4 separate regions of the Homo sapiens genome follow, and regions 1, 2 and 3 are each linked to region 4. The links are chromatin loops, found by intact Hi-C in ENCODE. Cell type or tissue: GM12878. All regions are shown on one strand. Region 1 has its middle 150 kb from the start of TMEM200A. Region 2 has its middle 190 kb from the start of TMEM200A. Region 3 has its middle 130 kb from the start of SMLR1. Region 4 has its middle 200 kb from the start of SMLR1.

What was found. Peaks named below come from ENCODE experiments on the same cell type or tissue, not always from the same donor. Only the 100,000 strongest peaks of a DNase experiment are listed, where the experiment ranks them.
Region 1: it touches region 4 in a loop (4-fold over the local background); 2 of 110 quality-filtered maps call a loop at or near these places.
Region 2: a loop joins it to region 4, with 2.2 times the contacts of the local background. A loop is called at or near these places in 3 of 110 quality-filtered maps.
Region 3: a loop joins it to region 4, with 2.0 times the contacts of the local background. A loop is called at or near these places in 2 of 110 quality-filtered maps.

The regions. Positions count from the first base shown.
Region 1 is chr6:130,513,234-130,521,233 of GRCh38, forward strand. No RefSeq gene overlaps it. Among named protein-coding and RNA genes, the nearest start is that of TMEM200A, 150 kb to the left of the region's middle. RefSeq lists enhancers at 754-903, 3,930-5,129. In GM12878, no CTCF peak of the experiment used is centred here; DNase peaks (open chromatin) are centred at 728 and 4,338; H3K27ac peaks cover 564 bases.
Region 2 is chr6:130,556,511-130,564,510 of GRCh38, forward strand. No RefSeq gene overlaps it. Among named protein-coding and RNA genes, the nearest start is that of TMEM200A, 190 kb to the left of the region's middle. In GM12878, no CTCF peak of the experiment used is centred here; DNase peaks (open chromatin) are centred at 1,231, 3,931, 4,811 and 7,700.
Region 3 is chr6:130,693,746-130,701,745 of GRCh38, forward strand. No RefSeq gene overlaps it. Among named protein-coding and RNA genes, the nearest start is that of SMLR1, 130 kb to the right of the region's middle. RefSeq lists an enhancer at 7,991-8,000. In GM12878, a CTCF peak has its summit at 4,380 (motif pointing left); a DNase peak (open chromatin) is centred at 4,366.
Region 4 is chr6:130,620,955-130,628,954 of GRCh38, forward strand. No RefSeq gene overlaps it. Among named protein-coding and RNA genes, the nearest start is that of SMLR1, 200 kb to the right of the region's middle. RefSeq lists a silencer at 5,230-5,524. In GM12878, no CTCF peak of the experiment used is centred here; DNase peaks (open chromatin) are centred at 3,307 and 5,047.

The sequences.
Region 1 (8,000 bases), 110 kb before region 4:
CTTATTCATTCCTTTTCATTGCTGTACAACATTCAGGTCCATGAAGATTCACAATGTAATCACCTGATCTTCTATTAATAGTCTTTTATAGGTAGTCTGCTACTTTTTCCATACAAACAATCCTGCCATAAACATTTGTGTATGTTTCCTTGTACATATGTGCAACAATTTCTCCAGGGTATAGTATTAAGAATGTAATTGCCAAGTTGAAGATATATGCATCTTCAACTTAGCTAAATATTGCCAAACTACTGTCCAAAGTTGGTTATGCCAATATAGATTCCCACTTGCAGTGTGTAAGAGATCCTGTTGATCTACATCTCTGCCAAGTCTTGGAATTGTCAGACTGACATTTTTAGCAATCTGAAGGGTGTGAGATTACATCTTATTGTGATTTTAGTTTTCATTTCCTTAGTTAATAGTGTTAACAAATCCACTGAAAAGGAAACAAAAATGTTTTAAATTAAAGAGACTTTGTTGCAGCAAGCAGTTTGCAAACCAGGGAGATGCAGCCTTCAGTACAAAACAGAGGTACACTCCGCCAGAACAAAGACAGAAGTTGCTTTTTATAGAGAAAGTTGTCACCCAGGTTTCCGCTTGTCTGCTGTGCAAATAAGGGGTGGCTGATTATTTGTTCTGATTGGTTGATGTTAAGATTTATCACAGGTTACAGTCTAGTGGTTAGGTCCAGGTGCCAGAATCTAGTGGTTAGGTCCAGGAACTTTCTGGCAGTGTTGATTGAGGCAGTGTAAACAGGAACAGATAGCTATGAGAGTCCCAAAGTTCCCCTAGCCTGTGGTTTTTCTGAGAATGCAGGATATGTGTGTGGTCTCTAGTCAGCAAATGGATACTTGGCTGCATTTTGAATTTAAGCCCAATTAGTCGCTCAGGATCCACCTTGAAGGATTGGCTGTTTTGGAGTTGACAACAGAAAGGATAACCAACTTTTCACATTTATTGGCCTTTAGTGTTTTCTTCTTTTTTGAATTGGCCACTGGTATTTGCTGCTCATTTTTAGTGGGTTACTTACATTTATTTCATATTGAGTTTTAGAAATTTTAAAGAGTTTATGGTCTGGTAATTACTCCTTTGTGGGGCCTAATGTGTGAAAATACCCTCTGCCAATTTATGCTTTGCCTTTGAGCTGTCTATGTTGTCTTTTGTTGTGAAGAAGTTTTAAATTTTAATATTTATTTGTCTTTATATTTGGGTATTTTTAAGAACCCATTTTCCATGTTAAGGTAACAGAAGTATTCTCTGACATCTATAAATATAAAATGTTTACTTTCCATATTTCTGCCTTTGGTCCACCTGGAATTCATTTGTGAACATTGGCTGGAGTAGGACTCCAAGTTATTTACCTCCTATTAAGTTAATACATCCTATTGAGATAGAACCCAATTTTTCCAGGACTATTTCTTGATTCATTTCCCCACTGCTCTGTAATGTGATATCTATGTAATTCTGTTCCTTGATTTAATTAATTCTATTTATTTGTTTATCCCTGCCCTAATACCATGCTGTCATGATTTCTGTAGTTTTATAATTAATATCTTAATCTCTCGTAGGGCTAGTCACCCTTTATTCTAGTTATAGTGTGAATGTTGACTTCTCATATTAACACAAGCAAAAGTTTCAGACATGTTTCAGACCTCATGAAAGACTGTCAGATAACTAGTCAGTACGGGGTTGTGGCAAAAGCATGGAGTACTGACTCAGGGACCATGAGAAGTGGTGCAATATTCACAAACGCTCTGGGGTTCAGTTTCCTCATCCTTAAAAATGAATTAACATGGATTGGCTTGTAAAAGTTGCTATTTTGAGATAGTGAGGGCAGGAAGGATGATGGAAAAGAGGAAGGTTTTTACAAAACAAGGAAGTACTCCATTTTAGGGGACCTCTCTGGGTAGGTATCTATAGCTAGAGAGGGCACAAATGGGCCTCTGGAAAGGACAGACCTGGCAGATCATGTTTAAAACATCTGCAGAGAAGCGCTTTCCAATTGGAATATAGATGGCTTACCTGGTGCTTAATGAGAAAGAATAGAATGTCTCCATGGATGGGCTATAGAGTGAGCTACTTAGCTGTAACATGAAACAGAGGTACAGCTATAAGAATCTAATGGTTTTGGAGGCCATAAGTTGAATTAAATATCTATACATTCTTGTGTTTATGCAGCTGGTCCTTGAGATTTCCTTTCCCTAGGAAAATAGCCATTGTACCTCACACAGCTGACAGTGTGTGTCTTATAAAACCCGACAGTGGGAGTGCCACCTACGCAATCCAAGGAAGGGAAGCACTTTGATCTTTATGATGCGGTGGTGGAGAGTATTAATAGCAAATGTGATTCCCCAGTTAGAACTTCCATGACAAATTTTACCATATATAGAAACTCTTGACCATCTTATTTTCTTAAGGTACTAATTGGTTTCTTTATTTTAAAGCTACAGAGCCCAGACCAATGTCGATACTGTTAACACCACTTTAACAGCCAGCTCTGTATCAACTCAGGGTTCCTACTGATGAGTAGAGAAAAATGAGACAGAATTTCCAGCAATGTGTATTAAAGACAACTGAAATTTAAAAGCCATTTTTGGCCTGGCATGGTGGCTCACGCCTGTAATCCCACACTTTGGGAGGCCAAGGCAAGTGGATCACTTGAGGTCAGGAGTTGGAGACCAGTCTAGCCAACATGGTGAAACCCCATCTCTACTGAAAATACAAAAAGTAGCTGGGCGTGGTGGTGCATGCCTGTAATCCCAGCTACTTGGGAGGCTGAGGCAGGAGAATCGCTTGAACCCAGCGGGGCAGCGGTTGCAGTGAGCCGAGATCGCACTATTGCACTCCAGGCTGGGTGACAGAATGAAACTCTGTCTCAAAAATAAATAAATAAATAAAAGCCATTTTGTCCTACTTTGAGGGCCTACAAAAAGGTGTTGAAATCTTATAAATTAAAAAATAAATGAGGTCTATAAATTGCCTATAAAACACCTAACCTTTATTGTCTCACTTGTTACTTCCAACAAACCTGTGAGATAGGTTGTCTTCTTCATTTTATAGGTAAGAAAATAAGGTACAGATGAACTTGCATAAATAATCAAGTTAATAAAGCAGAGCTAGGATTTAATCCCAGGTGACTTCTTGAAAGGATGAAGTCTTGACCACTAGGTGTTGCTTCCTGTGTGAATTAAAAAGCTGTTGGGCTTTTTTTTTTTTTAACTTTGTGCAATTTTTAATGATTTTTATTCCTTTTAACATATCCAACATCCTTGTTTTTATTTCATGGCAATGGTGTTGAGTTGTGAATGTTCTAATAGAGAAGCCAGTCTAGCAGTCTGAACTCAAACTTGCCATCAATGTTCATACAGTGAGAAAGTGTTATGGTTTGGCTCTGTGTCCCCACCCAAATCTCATGTTGAATTGTAATTTCCAATGCTGGGGGCAAGATGTGGTGGGAGGTTATTGGATCATGCGGGTGGATTTCCCCCATGCTGTTCTCATGATAGTGAGTTCTCACGTACTCTGATGTTTTAAAAATATGTGACACTTCCCCCTACACTTTCTTTCTCTCCTGCCGCCACGTGAAGAAGGTACTTGCTTCCCCTTTACCCTTCCACCATGATTGTAAGTTTCCTGAGGCCTCCTCAACAATGCTTCCTGTACAGCCTGAAGAACTGTGAGTCAATTAAACCTCTTTCTTGATAAATTACCCTGTCTCAGGTAGTTCATTATAGCAGTGTGAGAACAGATTAATACAGAAAGTATCCTCAATTTTTGGTGCATTCATTTTACATTCACATAGTTCCCTGAGCTTTATTCCATAATTTCACTAACTGTTCTCTGTAGCATGTGTGGGATCCTTCTACTAGACAGGAGGCATGTTGAGGGCAAGGACTGTCATTTTCTCTGCTTTATACTCCCAGGAATTAGCCCTGTTCCTGATACATAGTAGGCACTTAATAAATGTTTGCTGAGTGAATAATGAAGGGAAACTCCACCTTAAATTCTTTTCAAATTCTTCACTTTACCAATAATATAACTGGGGCAGAAATCAGCAAAGTCGACTTACCAAAGATCTACATTTATTGTGTGGTAGACACAAGGCCCCTCGAGTCCAGAATCTATGCCTAGTGCTGTTTTCTCCATGGATAACTAAAATCTATGAGTACAAATAGGAAGAAAGAGAGAGTCTGCCTATAGAGTGAAAATTGCAGATATATTCTGTTACCTAGCGACATCATGAGAAGTGTTTCAGTTTCATCTCTCATAAAAACAAAGGACACCATTGTTAGTATCTGACTCACATCAGTGCTGTGACAACGCAAGGTGTCTCAGCACCTGGAAGAAACCAGCAGCATTAGTAAGTGTTCCCATTATAGAACCACTAATGAGGCAATTTGTTAAACCAGCATCCCCCTGCAAACCAAAATCAGACAAATGAGCTGGTACATTTGAAGGTTCAGAAAAAACAAATTCTCAGTAGAAATAGAAATGAGTCTATGCCAGGTATTTGTGACACATTAAATTCATCTGAGGCAATTATCATGACTCATCATCAAATGGAAAACCTAGGATATCCGGCCTGTTCTGCTGGAAAAAGTGGTTGTGAGGGTGCCAGCAGGTAGGATGGTTTTATTTGGGAGGACTCTCCCTTCTCCTAATCCACTGAGTAACAATGCATGACCAGTAATATTTTCAAAGGAACTGTAAGGAAATTGTATTGATACTTATGTTCTGATATGATGAATTAGCAGACGAAGTAATTTCTTAACCTGACACTCAAGTCTTCTATGATCTGATGGCCACAAGTACCTCTGTACCCCGTAATACTCATTTTACTGAGAGAATATCTGCATCTCTTTACTCATGCTGTCTCCTACCTTGCCAACCTAACCTCCTCCTGTGCATCCACCTATAAGACCCCACTCTTGGAAATACTGGGACTTACGCCCTCCTCCTACACTCAGTACTGACCTAGATTCCAGCTTCAGCAACTCTAGCAACACTGCCCTTAACCTTTTGCCTTTGGAAACTTGGCAGCATCATCTTCGAAGGATCCAAACCCAGGCTCAAGTCCAGTGAGTTTTCTCTGGTCCTGTGCCTGAGCAGCCCAGCTGGCACAGCATGGGTAGAGACCACCTGTTTCCTGTCAGCTTCCCAATCCCCCTTCAAAGTACTCAATAAATGTGTGCTGCTAGGTGATGTGACACAGAGAGGGTTTTGTCGGATAGAAGAATGCTGCCACACATCTATTTTTACTTGACTTATTTAACAGTTTGGAAGGACATGCACAATTGCTCTACACAGTATAGATCTGGCCACCCAAGAGATGGCTCAGACTCACCAGGGGACAGGGGACAGCCAGTGCTGAGGAGTGCCTGCCTTTCTGCTCCTGGCTACACTGTGTCCCAGAAAAGACATTTTCTCACAGCCAAAAAGCAAGCAGTCACATCCCTGAAAAAGATATTTTTCTTAACTCTGCACCTAGAAAATCATTTGGAGGATGGTACTAGCAAGGACTGCTAGCTCTTACAGACAGATGACCTCAGAGAAGAGCAGGGGACTGAGGGGGGTGGAAATCCTGTGGTCTAAGTCTTAGCTTAGACTCTAATTGAGATGATAGAACTGTTACTTAACTAGCAGTTTCTTTTTGTCTCTTCTTTTATAAAATAAGGAAAATAAAATCCACCCTATTTGACAGATGGGCAAACTAAAGATAAAATCAATAATATATGTGAACTGACTATGGGATTGCAAAAAGCACAATGGATTGGGACATTGTTGAGATAATAATTGTTGCAGAAAGATATGGAACGTATCTTTCCAAAAGCCCAAATGTGCCCAAACGTGGTGGCTGATACCTGTAATCCCAGCACTTTGGGAGGCCGAGGCAGGTGAAACACTTGAGGTTAGGAGTTTGAGACCAGGCTGGCCAACATGGTGAAACCCCGCCTCTACTAAAAATACAAAAATTAGCCAGGTGTGATGGCACCCACCTGTTGTCCTAGCTACTCGGGAGGCTGAGACAGGAGAATCGCTTGAACCTGGGAGGCAGAGGTTGCAGTGAGCCTAGATCATGCCACTGCACTCCAGCCTGGGTGACAGAGCAAGACTCTGTCTCAAAAATAAAAAATAAAAAAAGCCCAAATGCCTTATGAAACTTCAGAGAGTGATCATAATCTTTAACACTTTTAAAGGGTTTTACAGAGCACTTTTACATAAATTATGCTACTTAATCCTTACATTGACATCAAATTATGCGTGATTATTTTTTCCATTTAAAAAAATGAGAAAACTGAATTCCAATGAGGTCAATCTACTTAAGACAGCTCAGCTGGTTACAAGATATTAACTGAAGTCTTTTGACTCTCATTTTCTTTTTACAATACTACTGTTTCAAGAAAGGGATTGCAGAAAAAGTTGGATTAAAAGCATTACATTTAATACTTTGTTATTTGTGCTAGACAAAAATGTCCTATGGGCATATAATATCCTCAGATCCCTTTCATAAACCAAATTATCCTTGAAAATTATTAAAAGATTGCATTCAGATTCATGTGTCTGTTAGGCTGATTAATATTTCCTACAGAGGCTATTAACTACCATAAAGAACATTTCCACCATTTTGCTAACTAAATAGACTTCTTCATTATGAAAACAAAAATGATATACGGAATTAGATGGCAGCTTTAATAATTACAACTAAAACCATATGTAAAGATACAGATGAAATAAATCTAAATGAAATCATTTTTCAGGCAGGTTGTATAAAACATCAGTAGCCTTTTAAGAATAATAGGTTTGCTTGATGATGGTTCTTAAATATAGGCTCATTAGGTGTCTTATTATTGACAAGTAAGAATATAGTACAAATCTTAGAATACTGTGTATATTTTTAAGTATAATTTTTTAATTAATAAAGTACATTTGGTATTTGAATGAGTAAGGTCAGGGCTAAGGGATCTGTTTTGCTCATCACATGAAAAAAAAAAAAGATTATTCATCCATTCCCTGTCCTCAGGGAGAGTGAAATATGGGAAAATTAAATGGTACTTGGCAGATGACATTTCTGAAGCCTGGTAACAGAAATGGTAGAATAAACATTCACAGAAGCCCCTCCTATGCCATAGGAAACTTGTTCTAATAGGATCATCCCGAAGATCCTGATGATGTGTCTCATCACTCTTTATTGCCCTCATTAGTCACAAATTAGATTACAGAATCAGCATTTAGTAAATCTCAGCCTCCTTCCTTTCCCAAACTAGCGACTCATCCTCGAGTTTAAGAAAGAACACAGGAAGGAAAGAAGGCAATATCCCTCTCTGCTATCTTTGCTGAAGCTAGAAAACTGACAACAATGTCTTTTATTTCTTGAAGTAAATAGCATGTCAAATTATTAATCAGGTTTTTTATTTTCTATATCTTACGATGCTTTGATATCTTGGGGAGTCTTGCTAATATGGAGAGACTGCCCCTCCAGGGGTCAGCTAATTCCTGGAAATAGCACAAGATTTCCCACCCCGTTCCCCCACCTTGCCAACACATTTTTCATAAGCAAACTAACCAATCCAGATATCCCCACGGTCTCCTTTATCTAACTGACACACCAAGCCAATGTTTCCCTGCCCTGAATCATTCCAGGGCCAGGTTTTAGAAGACTAGAAACCATCTCTATAGCCCAGAGCCCACCAAAATTAAACTACCCAATCTTCAGCTGTTCACCCTGTTCTGCACTCCTGTGGGAACCACATTAAAGGCCTGTGGTCATGTTTTCCCTCCTCTTCCTGCCTTCCGACTGACCTGGTGCTTCCCCATGTGACCCTGCATGGTGTGGCATATGCCCCCTTCTCTTGGGGACTCTGAGTACTACAACTTTTCTTTCAAAGGCAGTTGTTCTGCACCAGTCACCTTATCATACATGATTAAAACACATCCCAGGTACAAATCTCGAGGCACTTATATAGATGTTCTGTCGTGATGACTGTATGGAGAAAGGGGAA
Region 2 (8,000 bases), 64 kb before region 4:
AATTTCTATATTAATGATTCTAGCAACCTTCAGCAGAAAAGTGGAAGATTTTGTAGCATGCTGCATTCTCTGTCAATCTACACAAGCTTAATGTAAATACTACATATGTAGTAACTACATAATGTAATAGCTACATATATCACAAATACAAACAAACACATATTCATGCAAGGTACATTGAAGTAAATAAAGTTATGTTGAGAGAAAATACTGATGCAGATGTAGTAATTGATTAGTAGAAGGCTTCATTTATATAGATTGTATGAACCATGAGGTCGGGAACCATGTGTGTTTATATACCACTGTATTAGCACATAATACTGAACCTGCTGCAAAGCAAGGACTCAGCAAATACATGAATTAAACACAAATTGCCTTAGGAACTATGTCATTACCAAATAAAATGTAGTTGTTTTTGATTAATTTTAAAACCTAAATGTGAAAGCAAGACAAATTTGTACATCACATTGAGAAGCTTATTCATTTAATTGTCATTCATTCATGCTTCACTCTGAAAAGTAATGTCTTTAAGAAAACACACAAACAGGAAAAGATACATGAAGAAGTTGAGACAAAAAGAAAAAAATGCGAATAGATAATAGAATAAGGGCAGAGGGCATAACGTGTATATGCCATAGAATTCTGGACACCTGCCAAGGGCACAAATAGGATTTGAGTGTCTTAAAAAACAATGGAAGAGAAAGTTGCTCATAGAGGCCACATGTGCCACTGTCATCAGATATAGCTGGTCACCATTCTGCTTCTACCCTGATTCATTGGGCAAATACATTGTTTAATATTTATTTCCTGGGGAAAAATGCACTACAAAAATGTATTACAGAGACTACTCTTATTTTCTTAGCAGTCTTATTTTCTTTCAAAGCAAAGTAATTAAGTAAAATCCTGGTGTTTTCCTCTTCGTTTTTCTTTTTCCTATTCGTTCTTGTTTGGTTCTCCAATTGAGAAGCAAGTGAATTTTTTAAATGAAGCTTTGCTTTTTAAAGTTTCAAGGTTTATAATGAAGGAAAATGTAAAGAGAGCAGTTTCGATGGCTATATGTTTACTTATCTATAAATTCACTCAGTAGAAAGAAGAACCACTCACATAATTAGCTTGTGCATTTCCTTGGCCAATGTGTACTCATATTCTATATTGAAAACTCATGTAGAGGTTGCATAATGGTCAAGGTGAAAGGAACTGAAAATGATAATGCAAAAGGACTGTAGCTTGAGATTTATGACTTACATTGCAATTTAGACTTGAGTATGTACACAATGGCAGCCCACGGAGAGGATGAGGGCAAGGGAGACAGAATCGCTTGAGCCTGGCAGAGCAAATGAAAACACATCAGAGAGGTGAGTGACAAAGTGGAAGAGTTCCCTTCCCAGGGCAGCTTCAGAATTGCATTCTGTAATCTAGAGCTGGCTCCAGTGACATTTAACTGATCTACCAAACTCAGACAAGAGAATAAGATGGAGAAATGCAAAATCTGTCACTGGTGTTTATTTGATCTGCAGAAAGGCTGGATTCATATGTCTTGCCATATTTCTGTGTTCTGAAGGGCAGTGAAACAGATTATCAAGGCCAAGTGTAAAACTTTGGGAGATGAGTTTAGCCCCTAGAGATTTTAAAAAAGAAAATAAATGGAATTCTCGCTGAGAGCTTGTCCTCATTTGCTGTTCTCCTTTCTTCTTCTAAATTTAGATTTATTGTGTTTCTTTACATGTCATTTAAAATTTGCTCTGGGCTTGGGTCCAGAAATCAAGTATGTATTTTAAATAAACAAACATTCAAGGAACTTTCCACACATTTCTCAGAGTAATTTCTTTCAGCTCTTTGAATTTTATATTTGAGATAACATCTATAGCCCAAGTTTCAAGAACTTGTGTGAACATTAGAATGTCTCTGTGATTTAACTGGACTTGTACCAAAATACTCTAGAAGAAAACAAATACTTACTTTTTGCTATACACCTTGCTTTATTTCCTGCTTACACAGAGCCAGAGACTGTGCTATCTACATTATATGGATTATTTATTCTTACAAAAATCCCTGAGTTTGTTATTATTATTTATCTATCTACAGATGGAGGAACTGAGAAGTTCATCTCAATTAATAACTTTCCCAAGTTATCACATTAAGTCGTACCATCAGAATCTGAACTCAGGCAGCCCAGTTCTTGATCCAGGTCCTTAATCACCAAGTTATAGTTTTTACATTACATTCCAACTTGTCTTTATTTATTTTTATTTTTATTTTTATGTCATTCTTTTTACTCTGTAACCCAGGCTGGAGCAGAGGCACACTCATAGCTCACTGCAGCCTTGAACTCTTGGGCTCGCCTCCCACATAGCGAGGACTGCAGGTGCATGCCACCATGCCCAGATAATTTTTACATTTTGTTTGTAGAGACAGGGTCTCACTATGTTGTGTGGGCTGGTCTGAACTGTTGGCCTCAAGCAACCCTCCAACGTCAGCCTCCCAAAGCTCTGGGATTAGAGTCATGAGGAACCTGGCCTGAACCTTTATTTAATAAACTAAATATATATCCTTGGACATAAAAGAAGCTTAATTCATTGGCATAGTAAAGACTAATAAAAGTAAATATATATAGGTCTTATTGATGACACTAGCCATGTGACCTTAATCAAATCAGTTCACCTCTTGTTCCTCAACAAATCATTGTTCCTGAACAATGTCAGGGGCTCAATAAAAGCAAGTGGAATTGAGCTGACTTTTAGATACTTTTAGGTTTCAGCATTCTGTGTTTTCTAACTAGATGCCTGCCAGTGCCTAACATGCCTTTGGTCAGAGAAAAAACATGATGTTAGTCCAAGAATGTGTAGGCTGGGTTGGTGTGGCTCTGCATTGCACCACGGGCAAAGAACCCCCATGGTTACAAGTGGGAAATGTTCATAGCAAAGAGAAGGTGAATGAAGAAATACAAACCCATTTCCTGTATTAGACACATTAGTCAAAGCCCACACTTGGAATTCTATGGACTATATATTATTTTTAAACATAGCCTAATGCTATATTCTAAAGAAAGACTAATTTATGTTTATTCAGTGCCTTGAGTGGGACCTGGCTCATAGGGAAGGGTCATTCATAATTTTTAAACAAATACAAGGAAGGGGAAAATCCACTTGATTAGTATCTGTCCATTAGAAAATTGAGGTTGATTGCTGAGTGAATCAGGTTCTATGTTATTGCTTAAGTTTGAGAGGAAACTCATCAGTAGAGTTCCCAGTTGTTAAGTTCCAGGGGAACAGCCACATCATCTCTTTCTCCCTCCTAAAGACTCTTTCCTCACCCTTATACTTCTGTCTCTGAGCACACTGATCATAAGCTATTTTTCCTCCCTGTGTAAAAGAGAGAGAGAAGGGGAGAAGGAATATACACATATACATATAATAAAATAATTTCTTCCTTCCTATTATGTTGCTACAGGAATAACATATCTAATTAGATGGAAATTCAAACTGTGACATTTCCCATACTAAAGCACCAAGAATTCAGCATTAAGAGCAATAATAATAATATCAGGGACAATTATCACAGTGACTACCAGGATTATCTTCACATACCATTTGGCAGATCCTCATGTTCCTTTGTGACATCTCATTTTTAAGGCAGCTTACAAAGGACTTGTTTATAGAACTGATTTATAAAAATCAATATTTTTGCTGTAACGAAACACGTATTTTTCCTATTAAGCAATATTTCATGAACTTATTTATCCTCTGTAAAGGGAAAAGCATAAAACAGGTGAGAATACTGAGGAAGAAAGGGGTTAAAGGATTGAGGTCACATATTAAGGCCGTAAAAAGGTAAAAATAGAAATGGGGGTTTTCTGAGTCATAGCCCAGTGTTCCAGCCAATGACAGACCCTGTGCTGATGCACAAGCTCACATTAGCTCACAAAATAACCACGGGCACATTTCTCCTGAAACCAGGCCATGCACTCAGTACATGCCCTGATGCATGTGCAAATTAATTTTTGGCAGCAGGAAGCCCTGGTACATTTCAAGTCCAGTGTACAAGTGATTAAAATAAAGACACATCAAGTTTTTTCCTAGGTGAGAGAGCTAGAGTTCTAGGTCAGGCACTAACAATTTCTTGGGTTTTTAGAGTAACTTATAATGAGAAAAAAAAAAAAAAAAACACCAAATCATTTCATTTGCAGCATTGTTTTTTTTTGTATAAGCCACTCTCCTAGAACTCTCTCTTCTGTGCATAGTCCAGGCTTAAATGTATACACTCGGTGCTTGTAATATTTATCCAACCTATTTAGATATACATTGGATGCAATGCCATTTATTGCTCCTAGCAGAAAAATTGCAAGAATTCTTAAAGTGTTGTTTGATGTCTCAAGCCAGAAATAATGGCTCATTCCCTAAATAAAGGGGTTTGAAAAATTAGGGTTATACTTGGGGCATAAAGGAAGCATGTCAAATGACTCTGTAGTGAGCTCATTGGAATTCCTAGTGTTTTATTTTTATGATTGCTTTGTACTCTTTCCTGTTGAACCAACTACAGAGCCAGGTAACCTAATAAAAATCAATTGCATGAATTAAAAGATGTAATTATTGCATGGATGGATCAATGGATGGAGATATCTTAAAGGTAGAGGCTAGGAATAAACTGTGTCTCAATCCCTAGAGCCCGTTGAAGTATTGCACATCCTATGTGTATTAACCCATTCTCATGCTGCTAATAAAGACATACTTGAGACTGGCTAATTTATAAAGGAAAGAGGTTTAGTTGATTCACAGTTCAGGCTCAGGAAACTTACAATCATGGTGGAAGGGGAAGCAAACACGTTTTTCTTCACATGGCAGAGGAAGTGAGAAGTGCAGAGTGAAGTGGGAAATCCCCTTATAAAACCATCAGTTCTCATGAGAACTCACTATCATGAGAACAGCATAGGAGTAACTGCCCCATGATTCAATTACCTCCCACCAGGTTCCTTCCATGACATGTAGGGATTATGGGAACTACAGTTTAAGATGAGATTTGGGTGGAGACACAGCCAAACCATATCATTCTGCTCCTGGCCTCTCCCAAATCTCATAGCCCCACATTTCAAAACACAATCAAGACTTCCCAACAGTCCCCCAAAATTCTAACTCAGTACAGTTTTTTTTTAATTAGGAGACTTTTTTTAAAGAGCATTTTTAGGTTTACAGCAATATTTAGCAGGAAGTACAGAGAGCTCCCATATACCCCTCCCACAACATACGCACAGTCTTCCCTACTATCAATATCCCCCACCAAAGTGGAATATTTGTTGCAACTAATAAACCAACATTGACACATCAATGTTAACCAAAGGCCATAGTTAACATTAGGGTTCACTCTTTGTGTTGTACCTTCTACCAGTCTATCTCTATACAACTGTATAGAGATATATATTCACCAATATAACATTATTGTTTCCACGCCCTAAAATTCCCCTGTACTTCACCTACCCATCCCTCCCTACCTCCTAACCACAGCAACCTCTGGTGTTTTTACTCTCCATAGTTTTGCCTTTTCCAGAATGTCATGTAGTTGGAATCATACAGTATGTAGCCTTTTCAGGTAGGCACCTTTCACTTAGTAACATGAATTTAAGTTTCCTCCATGTCTTTTCATGGCTTGATAGCTCATGCCTTTTTAGCACTGAATAATATTCCATGGTCTGGATGTACTATAGTATTCTTATTTTTAATTTGGGAAAAATAAAGATCACAGAGTCCGTCCCATAAAGTAGGAGGAGAGGTCATCTGTTGGGAATGAGTGGAGGGGAATGTAACAGCTTGAAAAGGGTGATGTTCTGCAATAACCCTTGTTGGGTATGAGAAGAGTCTCTGGCTAAAGGCTAAACCACAGCACCTGTCCTGGTCATGAGCCCAGAGGTAGGAGCAGAGACTGCAAGTGCTTGTATAGCGTCACAGTTATTGTTTCCCGGCAAAGACACAAGGAAGACAAAGTGCTAAAAGAATTAGGGCTGTTGGTAGCTAGTGGGATGGACCATAGGGGGCTGGTTTGTTCATTAGTATCTCTTTTTAGAGTTTTAACTTTTATTATGAAAAATTGCAAACATAAAGTAGAGCGGATAGTATAATGAACTCATCATGTATTCAACACCCAGCTTCAATAATTAGAAATGTTGCAGTTTTGTTTTGTTTCATTTAATCTCCCTAACCTCTTCATGTTTTCTGTAGGTGTTTTTAAAGAACATCCCAGGCATCATATCATTTTATCCATAAATGCTTCCATTTACATATAAAACAGATAAAGACTTTTAAAAACCACAACTACAATGTTTCTCTCATAGCTGACAAAATTAACGTTATTTCCTCAATTTAACTGAATTCCCAGTGAATAATCAAATTTCTCTAATTATTCAAAAAATTGTAGATAGATGATTTTTTTAAATTGGGATCTAAATAGGGTCCACACACTACATTTGATTGATGTTTCTTAAGTTTCTTTTTATAGTTACGATTTTTTGTTGTACAATTTACATTTAATAAAATTTACTCTTTTTAAATCTGCAGTCCAGTGACTTTTGATCAATGAGAGTCATGGGGGTGGCAGACATGTTAAAACAAAAGAGTAACTTCAGAACAGAATCTTATACAAAGTCAAAGACACAGTTCAAATGATATTTTAAATTTTATATGAGGAAAGAGAAGGTCAGGATGTGATGTCTGGAGTAACTTGGAAAGATGTATTGAACTTGTACCACGGAGTAGAAGTGCGGGGCAGTGGGGTCAAGGAGACATTCCAGGTAGAAGGAGCAGCATAGTTCATTATGCAATAGAACTAGATTGATATTGTTAAAAATTCAAGCAAGATGAGGTAGGTAGAGAGAGAGAATGGTGGAAACTTAAGTTAGATAAGACAGACACCTTGTATGTCATACTCAAAAGCTTGGATCTTACCCTATGGGAATGGGGGAACTACTAGGAGAACAGAATTGTCATTTTAGAAAGATTTCTCTGTTGGTGCTGTGGACAAAGGACTGGAAGGAGTCTTGCACAGGTAGATCAGTTCATTATTGAAAAAATCAAAAGAGACAGCATGGGCAGTAGTGGGCAGTAGTGACAGGAGGAGAAGAGCTAAGAACTGGGAAAGACAATTGGCAGGTAAAGGACAAGTCTCAGTGAGTGACTGACAGAGGAAGAAGTGATAAAGGGGGGAAGCTAGTGAACAATCTAGGATGACTTCTGATTTGATGGCTTGAGAGACTCCAAAGAATGGTGTAACACACATTTTAGCTTTTGAGTCAATTAGACATGGGTTCAAGGGCCAAGTCTGACACTTATTTACAAGATATGTGATTTTGGGTAACTTACTTACCTCTCTAAGCCTCAGTCTCTCATCTAAAACGAAGATAAGCTACCTCCCAAGATGGCTGTGAGATTACATTATATGCAGTGCTAATCAGTGTTTGATAAACTGGAAGCACTCAAGAAATATTAATTATTAAAATTATCCAAATCTAAAGTCCCCGGTTGTAATGTGAATTCTTGAATAGAGGAATAACACAAGTATGAGTTCAATAATTGTGGGACCCTATTGAATGGAGAATCCATGAAATTTGTATGAGGGCAGAAACTGTGTATCAGAATGTTGGTTATAATATGACTCACAATTGAAACATACCGAGACCAATGCACACCAAGAGCAATACAATGACTAGCATGTGTCATTCACATTGTGCTTTTACGTGGGTATTCTCACAAGTCTTATGACAACACTAAGAAGCCATTCTTTTTATTTATTTATTTATTTATTTATTTTTATTTTTATTTTTTTTGAGATGGAGTCTCACTCTGTCACCCAGGCTGGAGTGCAGTGGCGGGATCTTGGCTCACTGCAAGGTCTGCCTCCCTGGTTCATGCCATTCTCCTGCCTCAGCCTCCCGAGTAGCTGGGACTACAGGCACCCGCCACCAAGCCTGGCTAATTTTTTGTATTTTTAGTAGAGACGGGGTTTCACGGTGTTAG
Region 3 (8,000 bases), 73 kb after region 4:
AATAAAGTACTTTTAGAGATCCTAAATAGTTTTTTAGCTTGTTAACTCTATATCCTCAACTAAAGTCTTTTTTCATAATTGGGCAAAACTAAACATACCCTAGTCCATATGCATATTACCACACAGACAGACTGATACTGATTAGCTGTTAAATACCACTGTGTTTCTTTGTTAAGGAAAAGATTTGAAACAGAAAAACAGACAACTCAACTTCTAATTAATGCAGGTTCTTTCAAATGACTTAGAAGATAATATTTTGAAACTTTTCTAGACTTTGCTTTTCTCAGATGTACAAAGGAAAGATAACACTCAGAATAGTTTCAAAGAAGAGTCACACACAAAAAAATGACAGTAGTTAGGGAACTCTAAATTCTAAGAATTCTAAGAAATGTGACTGTCTGCCCCTGAAGAGCTCCAGGCCTCTGCACACGTTACTCCACTAACACTTTCCCAACAATTATATTCACCACCAGCAAAACTGATGACTATAACAACCGTATTAGAAAGACAGATATTGATTCACTAGAAATATGTACTATTAGAGTTCACTCTCATTTTAACATACCAATTCATATTCATATTTCATCACTGCTTTCCTGGAGTAATTTTTCCAAAAGATTAAACACAAAAATTTTTTCTGGGGCCTTAAAATAGCACATAACGTGATCCCATTGTTTACCACCTACTTTCCACACTCATCATTTAACCTTAAAATCACATGACAATTGTGTTTTACAAACGATTTTTATTACAACAAAATTCTTTTTGGAGTGATGAGTTTTGTAATCTTATTCTAATATAATGGAGGTTCATCCTGCCTTAAAATTAGATCTTGCCAACAGATGAAATAAAGGATCATTATTTACATAACAAAAGATGCTGTTTATCAAAAGATTCATTGCAAAGAAGATTCTTTTAAAGGGCAAGCTCTTCTACTACATTTAAAATACTTCAGTTTAGAACAACTGTGTCTTCCCGTAGCTTTTCAGTAGTGAAGTTGGAGCATCCGTATATTGTGCATATCTCATTACAATGACAGAACTTTACAAAGCAAGGAGCCGCTCAGCTATGACTCAATCAATTAGGAAAGGAGAAAAGCAGACCCAGCCAAGGAGAAACATGGAGAAGCAGCAGCAGGAAGGACAGAATAAGTTAAGAAGCATAAAGAAGGCTTTAAAAAATGAAAATTCTCAAATATCTGGGAGAACAGTGAAATAGAGCAACTCCGTGGCTTGTTTCCATTACATGTGATATAGTTTGGCTCTGTGTCCTCACCCACATCTCATCTAGAATTGTAATCCCCACATGTTAAGGGAGGACCTGGTGGGAGGTGATTGGATTATGGGGGCGCTCTCCCCATGCTGTTCTCATGATAGTGAGTGAGTTCTCATGAGAGCCAATGGTTTTAAAGTGTGGCATTTCCCCTTTGCTCACTTTGTCTCTCTCCTGCTGCCATGTAAGATGTGCCTTGCTTCCCCTTCACCTTTGCCATGATTGTAAGTTTCCTGAGGCCTCCCCAGCCATGCAGAACTGTGAGTCAATTAAACCTCTTTCCTTTATAAATTACCCAGTCTTAGGCAGTTCTTTACAGCAGTGTGAAAATTGACTAATATAACATGTATATATAATCAAACTCTTCCCAAAAGGTTTAAAAAGGTTTCTGAGGTAAGAACCTCTGTCTAGTTGTCAGTCCTTACCTAGCAATGAGTCCCAAGCATAGTAGACCCCAATAAATATTTGTTGAATGAAAGAAATGACACCAAATATTGCATTTGAATAACCTCTAATGAGCGTACCTTCCATTTTGGTACACCCAGGAAAATGATTAGGGGTAAGGGATGCCAGAGGGATTATTATCTATCTTTGTTCAACTTCTTATACAAACAAAACAAAGCCACCAAATCACAATTATTGATAAGGTGATTATTATCTCTTTTGACAATGAGATGAAATGTTACCTATATTCAATAATCGCACTAATCTAGTTAGTGTCTATGACTGCCAATAAATCTTAAGCAACAGATTCCATCCAAGTCCTCCGATTAGAGGGCAGCCTTGTATCACATCCTGACTCCCTACCCCCAGCTCCACCACCCATTCCAGATCAGGACCAAAAGCCCTCCTTGGAAAGGAAGGCCCTGCCTGCTGATCTGTCCTTTCTCCCTGCAGACAGATAGTGCCCCTACCAGAGTGGTCTACGACTCCCTTCTACCACTTGCCTGCATGCCTCTCAGAGATGCAAAAATGCCACAAACAGCAATAAGCTTCCAGTTCAATAATCTTCTGTTCAAACTGGGCAGAAGCTTCAGTTAATGCAGAGAATCTTAGAAAAGGATAAAATAAGATTTATGTCCATATATCCAAAGGCCATTGTCCTACTTGGTAAGTGTGAAAGCTGATTGCAAGAGGTATTGTGGTATTCTAGCTTTCATATGTTCTGTTTATGTAGCCAAATTTCCATTATTTTGGTAATGGAGGACAGGGAAGAAGTATAATAGATAATTGAAATTCACAGATAATCCCCAACCCAAAATCTTGGCCAGTAGTTACTACCTTAATGCCCACAAATCTTTGATCAGAGCATCCCAGCAAGAAATCAAATTGCAGAGCCACGCAGCTTCAATGGTCAACTTCTTTTCATTCTTCCAACAAACCTGCCAACCTTCTATTTTTCTCCTGCTATTCACCCCACCACTGCATCAGTTTTCCAGCATAGACACTTACTTAGCAAAACAGCAGAATTCGTGTGTTAGGAGGAAAGAGAAAGAGAAAAGAATCTGCAAAGCTATTCTCCTAAAAATGGAACATTGTCTTTGTACTTTAAGCAACTTTAGCAATGGGCTTCCTGAGTTGATTTTGGTCTCTCACAGGGCTTCCCATGTGTATTTGATTGATGGTTGTGCAAACTGGTTAACTAGCTAAAAAGACAGGAACCACTTGTTGTTGGCACCCTCTAAGATAGCCCCCAAGAGCTCCCACAAATACACCCCCTATAGCCAAGAAATTACAACAACAAAAAACTTTAAAGGGACATTGAACAACCTGTATTTTTAATGGCTAGCACTTGATCATTTTTTTAGTAGATTATTCTGTGGACAGTTGGGTTTTTTGTTGGGTTTATTTATTTTTTGTTTTGTTTTGCCTCCAAAGGACATATGCCACTAACGATATGTTCTACTTATTATCCAAAATTATTTGCCTCAGCCATTTGGGCAGGAAACACAGAGAATTACTCACAATACCATCACCAGTCATCTCTAGTAAGGAAATAGCGAATTTCTTCCTTGGCTCTTATCTCCAAGTCATTCATTCATCAGATCTCTTTATTCTTTTGTGCTGTGTCTCATCTTCTGTCTCTAATATCACAGCTGCCATTTCAGTCTGAGCCCTTATTACCTCTCTTGTGATTTCCAGCACTTTCTAATTCTCATTGTCCTTTTCCCCTCTTCTCCCCGTATTAAATCATTTCATTCCATTGTTTAAAAACTGCAGGTCTGTAATTACGCTCTCCAGGGACCATGGGCTAACAATAAAATGTTACTAACACTGTTGAACTCCAAAGGGAGTCCCTGACCAAAACTCTGGTGCTTCTGAATTGTTAAAGACAGGGTTGCAACTTAAAATTTGGAAATAAGTACAGTAAGTGAACATCATTTTTTATTCCCCAATGGTAATGCTGTAGTAATAAGCATTATTTTTCAAATGGATTACATATCTGTGTAGGATATGCATGTGTTGGAGGCTTTTCCTTAACAGTTTTTCCTTTCTTAAGGGCCAGAAGAATGGAAGTAAACCTCCCCCTTATAAATAAGAAGAGTCATTCAGAAATAGAGTGTTGCAATGAAGTCCCTGACTCTGAAGACTGACTGTGGAGTTCAAATCCCAGCTGCACTGCTTACTGGCTATGTAGAAGTCCTTCTGCCTCTATATATTTTCCTTATGTGTAAAATAATAATAATAATAACTATTATAGTGTTGTGAGGATTTATACAATTCTCATGTAAAATAAGAAAGAAAAATAAACTCATGCTAATCTCTATGACACACGTAGTTCAGTGCCCTGCCACATAATAAGCACATGGTAAGTGTTGCCTGTTACCATCATTTTCAGTCTCATTAACAAAGAGCATACTGGGAACTCACAGTACATGAGGGTCATAGAATGTCAAGGTTAAAGGAATTTAAGGGACTTTCTCTTTGGTACAATCCCCCTTCCTCCACCACTGGCCACCCCTAATTTTACAAAGGAAGAAAACAATTTAATTCAGAGGGTTTTTTTTTTTTTCCAAGAAGTGATTGTTTATTTTTTACTTTTTCTTTGTAACGCAGTAGACACTGGTTACCTCCGTACAGTGCTGCTCTTACTTTTTGGTGCCACCAAGTGGCCAAGTTTAATGGCGCAGTGATACATCCCCCAGAGGGAACCCCAATTTTTATAGCATAAGCTCTGTTTCAGACAGCCTTCAAAAGCTTTTCAATGCTCATCAATTAATGAGTAGTACTCTGGGTTGAGCAAGGAAGCAAAAGTTACCAGTGGCTCTCCAGTACACTGGAAATGAAGAAAATCATTCCTGAAAAAGAGAAGTAGTTAAGTGTTGGTGTTGGCTGAGCTTCAGCCCTTCCTTCCATGCCTGGAAAGCACTTTCTTATTTCTGAGTTTTAAGAAATGCATGTCTGGTCTTCTGGATAGACAGGAACCATTAGTAGTGTAAACAATATACACATTTTGAATGAACGCTCAAGTGCTAATAACAATATTTGCCTGGAAATTTGATGACCAAAGTGAAATATAGCTCTCAAAGAAAAAAATCTTAAAATAAAAGAATAAACATAAAATTTTAGCCAAAAAATTGCCATAGTGAATAGTCACTTTCAAATTGTTCATCTAATAACATTTTTAACCTTTTCATGAACAGCAGAATATAATGGAAAAAATTTTTTTCAGAAACATGTCTTTTACAAAGAACTTTGTACCTTTGAATTTATAGATTTGGAAAACCTAAAAGAAACCTTCAACTACTAAAAGTGATGGGCAGTCTAGACTCTAGAACAATCAATTCACCATTTTTTGTTTCATTTCCAGCTTCTATATAATGAAAATTATTTTTAAAAATCTTATTTTTTGGTAAAGTCTATTGTTTTAAGCTTTGATTAGTGAGAATGTTATGCATTTGAGGTGTCTCATTTTTCCCTAATCCTTTTTTCTTTTCTTTATAATCTTTTACATTCTTTATTCTATCTTGGTCAAGGATTATTCATTCTGGATATTATTGTATACAATTTTTTAGTTTTTCCTTCTTGTAAAATTTTGAGGTGAAATTTCACTTTGTAAAATGTTTCCTTCAAAATAAAAAAAAAATCCAAAGAGGATTTTTGTTCTTAAAAGACTCAAGATCTAAACAGAATTAAATCACTGAAAATTAAATATAGTTCCTAAAAATTATATTTTGAAAATATAAATGGCAGTATACCAAACAAGTCAGTGAAGAGAATTATGGTATAATTTAATTTTATTTCCTCTTATATTATTATTTAAAATTTTATAAACATTTGTAAAGTTATCTAACTCATGAATCTACTAATTCATGGTAACTACCAATCTAGGTTTTTATTTGACCATTTTAAAGTTCATAACAACTGTTTTGCTACATAAAGTTAATAGCTCTAACAATCCCCATTAATCTGAAGCATTTTAGTCTTACAATAATAAATACTTCAACTGAGAGAATTTAAACATTTAGCTGATAAGGAAATGTTCACATTACATTTGAAATGGTTATTATGCTTGAATGTGACTATTCAGACACTGACAATAAATACAAATGACAAGTTTTGTTCACACTACTAATGTTGATTATATTGATTAGAGACAATGAAAACTACGTGATGATGATTTGTTCATGGAGAGTTCAAGGATGCCACAAATGACACTACAATGAGCCTTTAGCTACTTGGCCTTCCAAAGCCCAAAGTCAAAGCAAACTTGAACTACAAATTGGAGCCAAACTCAAGGCCAACACTTGACTTTAGTGCAGCCCTTATGAAGGTACTCTGGAAGTGTGATACAGGGGTAATTGTCCAGGCAATGGAGTCATCCAGATTCCAGTCTTACCTCTAACTTTTTCTACTTGTTTAATCTTAGGCAAGTTGCACAAGCTCTCAGGCTTCAATTTCCTCATGAAAAAACAGGAACAATAAACTCAGAAGACTGATTGAGGCTGCGCAGATAATGCACTGAGCACAGGGAGTGTCCTGTAGTATACACTCAGTAAATCCTAGTTTACTATAGTTACTGTGATCATCTTCAATAATATTAGGATCATAATATCTACTTTGACGAGTCTACAAATTGGAGATTACCTATCAGTATCACTTAAAAACATTTTGTGTCCATTTAATCAATGTTAGTTGATATTACCTAGCCACCTGTAGAACTTTGCAAAATGCTATAAATACAACCTTAGTTTGTGAATTCAGAGCAAATGCAACCAACAGATGCATACTCAACTGAAATAGACATGTCATTTCTTTTTATTGACCCAGTGTCCTCATCTCCTTCCCATGTATAGGGAACTCTGCATTTTAAAATTTCTGGAGAATGCAGAGCCAACCTCTTCTCATAGAAGCTGAAAACACTTAAAAAGCTCCTTTCATGGTTCTCCCTGAAAGCAAAGCTTAAGCACATGAACTAAATTAAGCCAATCAGATGCACCTATCTATTTTTGCATTAAAGATTGTGATCTAGTGAAACAAGGACAAGAAATCATGCTGAGGGACGCAGAAGATGCATCAGCATCCACTTTCCAGGTGCAGCAATGCTGCTGCTACAAAGTGTGACATCCGGTGGTCAGTAGCAGTCGCTTTAGCGGATCTTACTCATGTGATCATGGCAAGAATTTGCTATGGCTCTAGATGTGTAGCCTCCTTTTTCTTGACTGTTTGTCAAACCTTGTACTCTAACCTTCTCAACAATTATGTGAGCTACACAGCACCCTTTCAATAAATTGCAATTCTGCTTAAGTTAAGCAGAATCCATTTCTGCTGATTGCCACTGAGACTGACATGGAAATTGGTAATAGGCAGTGGGGTGCTGGAGGTAGTTGACCTCCAAATGGGGCACTGACTAAAGGAATGGAAGTAATACAGTAAGGACTCCACAATTCCTTGCAGGGAAGAGTGGATAGCCATGAGGATTATGATTATTCACAACATGAATGGCACCCCCAGGCATTGTGTTTGCAAACTTATTCTGAACTAGGAAATGGTAAGCCTTATTATGCAGTTATAAAACTTGGAAAAAGTTGAAAGTAGCTATTTTTAAAGGAGAGAAAAAATGTAAGTATGGCTTTAATATTGAAAGTTCTTTCTGATGGAAACAAAAAACACTGGGAAGTCTGAAAGAGGGGAGGGAGGAAGGAAGTGTTGAAAAATTACCTACTGAGTACTATGTTTACTATTCGGGTTATGGGTTCAATAGAAGCCCAAACCTCAGCATCACACGATATATCCATGTAACACACCTGCACATGTACTCCCAAATCTAAAATGTTAAAAAAAATATATGGTATTCCTGGTCAAGATGGTCGAATAGGAAGAGCTCGGGTCTGTAGCTCCCAGCAAGACCAATGTAGAAGGGAGGTGATTTCTGCATTTCCAACTGAGGTACACGGCTCAACTCATTGGGACTGATTAGACAGTGGGTGCAGCCCATGGAGGGTGAGCCAAAGCAGGGTGGGGCATTGCCTCACCCGGGAAGTGCAGGGGGTTGGCAAACTCCCTCCTCCAGCCAAGGGAAGCTGTGAGGGACCGTGCTGTGAAGAATGGTGCACTCTGGCCCAAATACTATGCTTTTCCCACAGTCTTCACAACCAACAGACCAGGAGATTCCCTCGGGTGCCTACGCCACCAGGGTCTGGGGTTTCAAGCACAAAACCGGATGGCTGTTTGGGCAGACACCAAGCTAGCTGCAGGAGTTTTGTTTTTTTTTCATACCCCAGCGG
Region 4 (8,000 bases):
GATACCCGATGCCTTTAAGATGCTTAAACTCGTCCTTCTGAGATGGTATGGCTTGAACATCTTTCACTTGTTTGAATACCTATGTTAGAGCCACGTAATGACTTTATTTCTTTGTATATAGGTTGAGATTATTCTGTTAATATCTACCATAAAGAAATAGTCGTTCATGAGATTTTTAACAGACAGAAAAATATCTAGCCTGGTAGCAAGCATCTGAAAACCTGTTTTAGGATCCTGTTTCTCAGCTGATTCAGGGAATATGCCTTCTTTCACTAGCTTATTATTATGCTATAGAAAGAGCAAAGGCTTCTGAAATTTGAAAAACTTGTCTTTGAATCTGTCTGATTTATCTGACCTTGAGCAAATTACTTGACTTCTCTGATCCTCGGCCTCCTTATTTACAAAATGAGATAAATTATTCCAAATGTGCAAAGCTGCTTTGAGGGTTAGATGGAACGTATGAGAAACAACTAATAGAAAGTTAGAGACACACTGTAAGAGAGAGCTAATATAATTTTCACTTGCTGGTGTATACATTTTCTGTCATTGATCCTGTTAGTACAAGCATCATCAACCAAGCTGTGCATATATGTTGTCTTATACCATTTATAACACCATGTTGAGAATTCTTAAATCCAAAGCTCTGAGAGATCTGTAAGATTGTTGTTTTTTATCTCCAATCTTTGGGTGGTAAAACTTAACCTGAACTAATGTATACTATTTATAACTTTATTTTATTTCATTTAGCATGAATGCTTACAGGTTTTGCTGCAGAAACAGTAAAGTGATAAAGAACATTGCTGTAGAAACTACTAAGGGTGGAACATAGTACACAGTATATGCACCACAGTGTCTTTCCAATATCTGAATGCATCTGCTCCAAAGGTTTCATAGAAAGGACTATAGAATTCTAGTATTTTCCCTTAACTTTTTCTTACATTACTACAATTTAGCTGGCTTTCATTCATTATATATTTGTGTTTGACACAAATTTATTATTACTTTGCTAAACACAAATATATAATAAATGAAAACCAGCTGTTGTAGTTTTTAAACCACTTTATTAAAGTATGGTTGATACACAAAAAGTTGTACATGTTTAATGAATAAACCTGATGGGTTTAGAGATAACATACAGCTATGAAACTGTCATCACAATCTATGCTGTGAACATAGCCATCATCTCCAAAAGTTTGTATGCATGTATATATGTCTGTCTGTATATATTTTTATAAGAACATTTAATGTAGAATCTACTCTCCTAGAAAATTTTTACATGTACAATAAAGTATTCTTAACTATAGGCATTATACTATTCAGTATATCTCTAGGACTTACTCATCTTGCATAGCTGAAACTTTGTGCCCTATGACTAAAATCTCCCCATTTCCCTCTCTCCATGACCTCTGGAAACCACCATTCTACTCTCTGTTCTATGAGTTTGACTATTTTAGATTCCTCATATAAGTGATATCATGTAGCATTTGTCCTTCTGTGCCTGGCTTATTTCACTTAGTATAATGTCCTCTAGGTTCATCCATGTTGTTGCAGATAGCAAGATTTTCTTAAGACTAAAAAATATGTCATTTTATGTAAATATCACATTTTCTTTATTCATGTGTCTGCTTGGACATTAAGGTTGTTTCTATATCTTGCTACTGGGAATAATGCTGCCATGAACATGGGAATGCAATTATCTCTTTGAGAATCTGATTTCAATTCCTTTGAGTATATTCCCAGAAGTGAGATTGCTACATGGCAGTTTTTTTTTCCCCAGGGAATCTCCATACTGTTTCTGTAATGGTTGCACCAATATATATTCCCGCCAATAGTATATAAGGATTTCCCTTTTTACCACATAGTCACTAACACTTGTTATCTTTTGGGTTTTTTTTTTGGGGGGGGGGGTTGTTGTTTATAATAGCAGTCATAACATATGTGTGGTGATATCTCACTGTGGTTTTGATTTACATTTTCCTGATCAGTAGTGTTAAGCATTTTTTCCTATACCTGCTGGTCATTTCTCCTCCGGAGAAATGCCTATTCAGATCTTTTGCCCATTTTTAATTGGATTACTTTTATCTTTGCTATTGAGTTCGACTTTCTTATATATTTGGATATTAATCCTTTTTCAGATATATGATTGCAAATATTTTATCCCATTCTGTAGGTTGCCTTTCCATTTTCCATATTTCCTTTGTTGTGAAGAAGGTTTTTAGTTTGATGTAGTCCTCCTTGTCTGTTTTTAGTGTCATATTCAAGAAACCATTGCCAAGACCAATGTCATGGAGATTTTCTCTTATGTTTTCTTTTAATAGCTTTGCAGTTTCAGGTCTTATGTTTAAGTCTTTAATCCATTTAATCCAACATGAGTTTTGTGCATGCTGTAAGTCCAATTTCATTCTTTTGCATGTGTTTATCCAGTTTTTCCAACAGTAATTATTGAAGGGACTATCCTTTCCTTATTGTGTATTTTTGGCACCCTTGTTGAAAATCAGTTGATGTTATATGCTTGATTTTATTTCTGAGTTTCCTATTCTGTTCCAATTGATCTATTTGTCTGGTTTTTTTTTTATGCCAGTACCATATTGTTTTGATTACTATAGTGTTGGGATATATTTTGAAGTCAGGAAGTACAATACGTCCAACTTTGCCCTTCTTGCTGGAAATCCCTCTATTTAGGGTCATGTGTTCCATATGAATTTTAGGATTGTTTTCCTATTTGTTTGAAAAATGCCATTGGGATTTTAATAGAGATTGCATTGAATCTATAAATCACTTTGAGTAGTGCAGACATTTTAACATTAATTCTTCCAATCCATGAACATGGGATATCTTTACATTTATTTGTGTCTGCTTTAACTTCTTTCATCATTGTTTTCTAAATTTCAATGTACAAGTCTTCCACCTCCTTGGCTAAGTCATTTCCTGAGTCCTTTCTATAGCCATTGTAAATGGGGTTGTTTCCTTAATTTCTTTAATTCCCCAGAGATGTTTGGATTGCAAACAGATAATTCCACTAGCTATAGAAAAATCTATAAATGTTGACTTTCAGATTTATTTTCCAAGTATCCTTTGAAAGAAACAAATAGCATTTTTGTACAGATCCCCCAAAAATGATAATTTCATTTTTATATTTTAAGTCAATTTAAATTCAATCTTGAACCTAGAAAAATTAGAGTATTAGTCTGCTTCAATGCCCACACTCCTGTGAACATTGTCAGAGTCAAAATGGAGTAAATTGTGTTTAAAATTCTGGCAAATAGAGCTGGGAAAGTCCACGAAGGAAGGGTTCTCATGCATAAATGACTAATAGCAAGAACTATCACAAAAGACGCTGCAAAACCACAACTTTGCACAAAGGCCATGGCAACTTTACACAAAAATATACTTCTGCAAGGACATCTGCCCAGCAACTACCTGTCCAACCTCAGACCAGCAAGGTTATTGACTTTTTTAGCCAAGGATAATTACCTTAAAACAATTATGTAAACTTTATCATTTTTCTTTTAAAAATCCTGGTCTTCTTTTACCTTCCTGAATACGCACATAGTTTACTGTGGCACACATATTCCCTTTGCAATGCCCTATTTCAAGAAAATAAATATTTTCTTTTATAGAGCGTCTCTCTGCTTGTTATTAAGGTTAACACTCGCTGCTGCTTCTTAAAACACACCAAAAATAACTGTTTTTTCTTTCAGACTTTTCCTGAGAGAGCATATATTCAAAATTCTCTAGTTTTCTGTTTATTGTTGTCATTGTTATTGCTGCCTGTAAGACAACAAATATACCAAAAGCAAGAGAATACTTTCATCTAACCAATTTTTCATGCCCAACAAGTTGCTAAAGCAAGATTGATGAGTGAACGGCTAGAATAATAGGAAGAACAAACTTTTTCCTGCTGGTGGGATAAGCTGGTGCTCAGCTGGAAGCAGTTCTCTAACTGCTGAAAGAATAATGGAAACTTCTCTGGAACATCCTTAGGGAATTTAATACCTGTAAATGAGTGAAAGGAAAAAGGTACAATGTGCACAAACAAGCATATACACATCTTGAAATGAATTCTAGATCCTGAAGCTTAATTCACAGCTGCTAGTATTGAAATCCTTTGTTTAGAATAATTTAGAGCAAATTTAACCAGTAATTAATAAAATAGATTTTACAGTAATTGAAGTTAGATAGCGAAGTTGATAATTATTTTGGAGCTTTAGAATTTTTCTCTCTACAAACTAGATTTCTAAGAATATTCTTTTTTTTTTTTTTTTTTTTTTTTTTTGATATGGGGTCTTGCTCTGTCACTCAGCTTACTGCAACCTCCACCTCCCAGGCTCAAGCAATCCTCCCAAGTCAGCCTGCCAAGTAGCTGGGACTACAGGTGTGCACCACCACACTCTGTTAATTTTTGTATTTTTCACAGAGGTGGGTTTTCACTATGTTGCCCAGGCTTGTCTCAAACTCCTGGGCTCAAGCAATTCACCTGCCTTGGCCTCCCAAAGTGCTGGGATTTCAGGTGTGAGCCACCGTGACCGGCCCCTGAGAATATTCTTAAGATATTTACAGTGGAATAGGTAAAGTGAGTGATAGGGAGTGCTGAAGATAATAAACAGAACTCATTATCTGAAGTTATCAGTAGTTCGGTTTTCTCACAGTTAATCCATATTTATGAAAATAATAAGTTGTCAATCAAGAATAGAATCAATAAAAATATTTATTAATCTGCCATGTTAAGACTACAGGCACATAAAAACAAAGAGATTAATTCAAACATTTCATCTGCATAATACCTCAAACCTGACTATTTAAAAGTGGTTGGGTAATTAAGTAGACATTTCACTTTTTATACAAATATTTGGAATCTTTCCATGCCTAAGGTTTATTTTCTTCATTAAAGTGTTATGATTACTGCCACTTACCTGGGAAATAAAATGTGACAGGAAGTTCATCATGAAATGGAGATGCCATTCCCTGCCTGGGACTATTTCCCACTCTTGTTCCATCTGTACAATAGTCATTCTATAACCTCGGCCCCAGAGGGTCTGAGGTTGGGACTTAGCCTTACCAACCAAAGAAACAACTCCTGGTCTGAGTCATAGAGTCATAAATTTAGTCACATAAAACTGTCATCTTCAGTGACACTCATTGAAAATGTGCCTGGACCTATACAATTTCCTTTAAATTAATTTCAATTTCCAGGGAAAAATGATTCAGAAAGCAAATAACGTTAATGTTCTTCCCACAAATTCAAAATAATTTTGAGAATTTCACCACTATATAGTCAGTTATAAGATGGCAAAATAAAAACATTTTTCAAATTCTTAAAGCAGTGAGATGCTAATTGTTCATTTGTGAAAAGCCAGAAGCCCTGTTTTTAAATAACAGTGCATCAATTTCCAACTTGAAACAGATGTTGGCACTTGGGATGACTCATTATTCTTAACTCCTGTCGGAGCACTTGCCCACTGGGCCTCAGATTAAATTTCAGAACACAGGCAGCAGCACTAACTTCTGAGAAGAAAATGTCACTAGAATGCCATTTCACATCAGTGACAGTGGCTTCTTCAGAAAATTAAGCTTCATTTCATGTCTGCAAGAACAGTGACCATTGACTCACCACTGCGTTAGTTCAGCTTGCCCAATAATAACTACAGAGCTTCACTCTAAAATCAAGTGCAATAGCTGCAAACAAGCTTAGAAACGGGACTCAGACAGAGCACCTAATAACTGCCCTCGCAGTTACTTTTCTTCAAAACTCATTCTACTTCTAAAGATCTATAGAATATGGACATAATTTGGTCCTTAAAGTCTAAAATAGACAATGCAAATTTGGCTAGATGAATTTGATCATTTGATCAGAATCATCAAGCGCTATCAGAAATTTATCATTACATATTATTTTTTACTTAAGCTCAAAGACTTTATTTAAGTTTCCAAATCTTATTTAAAAACACATTCCAAATTAAGTTATGGGAGAGTGAACAGTTCTGTGTAAATTCTAATTTAACTTAATTTTTTAAAAGACGAAGATCTGATCTCTCGATCAGGAGGACTCTCTAAACTTGAAAGCATTGGAAGGTATCAGAAAGGAAAATAATCACTGTATTTGCTTTCCTAAAAATGTAAAATATATGTATCTAAAAAGTGTCATTCAAAAATTAAGAAACATATAAAACTGAGTAAATATTTATGATGAATATTGCAAAGGGTTGCATTCTTAATTTAAATTGATAAATGACCACCAAAATATCATTATACAAAAGACATGAGCAAGAAATTCACAGGTAAGGAAATATAAGTAGCAAGTACATTTAAGAAAAAAGTGTTCAACCTATCAATTAAACTGACAAGGTGTTATCTTTCTTTTAATAAATTGACACTATTTTATAAATATATTATTTTTAATATAAATATCATTTATTCTTGGCATTAGTATTAGTAGTATTATGTTAGTACTCTCAGTATTAGAATTAGTAGAATTATAAATTAGTCCCATCTTGCTAAAAAAAAAATGCATTGGCATTTTTTACTTGGAGCCTTAAAAATATGTACATGCTTTAGACCAGGAAAGTTTTACATACAAAGATCATTATTGCTATGTTCTTTATAAGAGTAAAATGTCCGAACCAACCTAGATGTTCAAAAATAGAGGAATATTTAAATTGATTATGAAATATACATATCCTATATTGTGTACAACTATGTAAGAATTTAAAAGTATACCTGCAAAGTATTTTAATTATAAGGAAACATATTTATGACATATTATCAAGAAAAAGTGTATACATTTTATAAAAATATAATCCTAAATATGAAAAAATATACCCATAGAAAAATACTGTAACTATACTTACACAAGTGATGATTATTACTTGGTAATTCACTATACAAGACAGTCCCCCTTCTTCGTACATTCTTATATTTTTTAATTTCCTCACAATAGGCATGTGTTACTTTAGTATTCAGGAAAAAATAAGCCTTAGTTTAAATGTGTATCAAAATGCTCACTTTAATTTTAAAAAACACATATTACACCTGTGACATTTGCAAAAGTAGTAGCAGAAAATAAATACATGTCTTGAAGAACTATAATTGGATTTAAGAACAGTTTGAACAATGTGTTTATTATACTTGGAAAAATATTCATTATAGAGGGTGACCACAAAGTCTAGAAATAAATGTGTATTATTTATCACATATCTTAATGTAATATCAATAATTCATCAATTGTGAATTTATCCATGTTTCCAGACTTGGTAGCCATCCTGTAATGAGCGATGGGATGTCAATCATTGAAAGGCATGTGTGGCAAATTTAAAAATTAAAAGAACTGAATCCATGACAACTTGTGATTCAAAGATCCCACTAAAACTTCATGGGATGGGGAAGAGGGTGATAAGAATAACTATAATGTTTTCTTTCTGGTAACCTCCCTTTTTCAGAAGGATCAATTAAAAGCCATATTAACACACTATACAGTTGATCAATAAAGTATACAATTTCTATCTGTGATCTTGCTTTAAACATGACAGATTTAATCTTAGAATAATCTGTCTCAAAACTGCTTAACAAGGCCAAACATGCATGTATTTTAATTAATCTTACTTGGACTAATGACAGAAAATACTACTGAGAAAATATTTTCACAAGAAACTATAAAGTACACTGCTTGAAATTAGCAAGACTTCTGAAAAGGGGCGTAAATGAAAAGCAAATACCTCCGGAAAACCTCTTCTCAAATTTGGGACTCTCTAGGTTTCTTAGTTCAGGGCCCAGAGGGCCGCCTCCAACCTGCAAGTGTGCACCAGAGTGTGCAGGGTCACTGTCCCTCCAGCAACCCTGACCCTTTATGCTTATATTGACGACTTTGCCTCTCATGCTCACTCATATACTGAGGATTCAGAGATGAATAAAATAATTTTTTAACAGAGGGCAAAATGTAACAATGCCTGTAAGAGAAAGCAGCTAGAATTATAAGGGTGGGAGGAATTGATTTTGGTAGATCA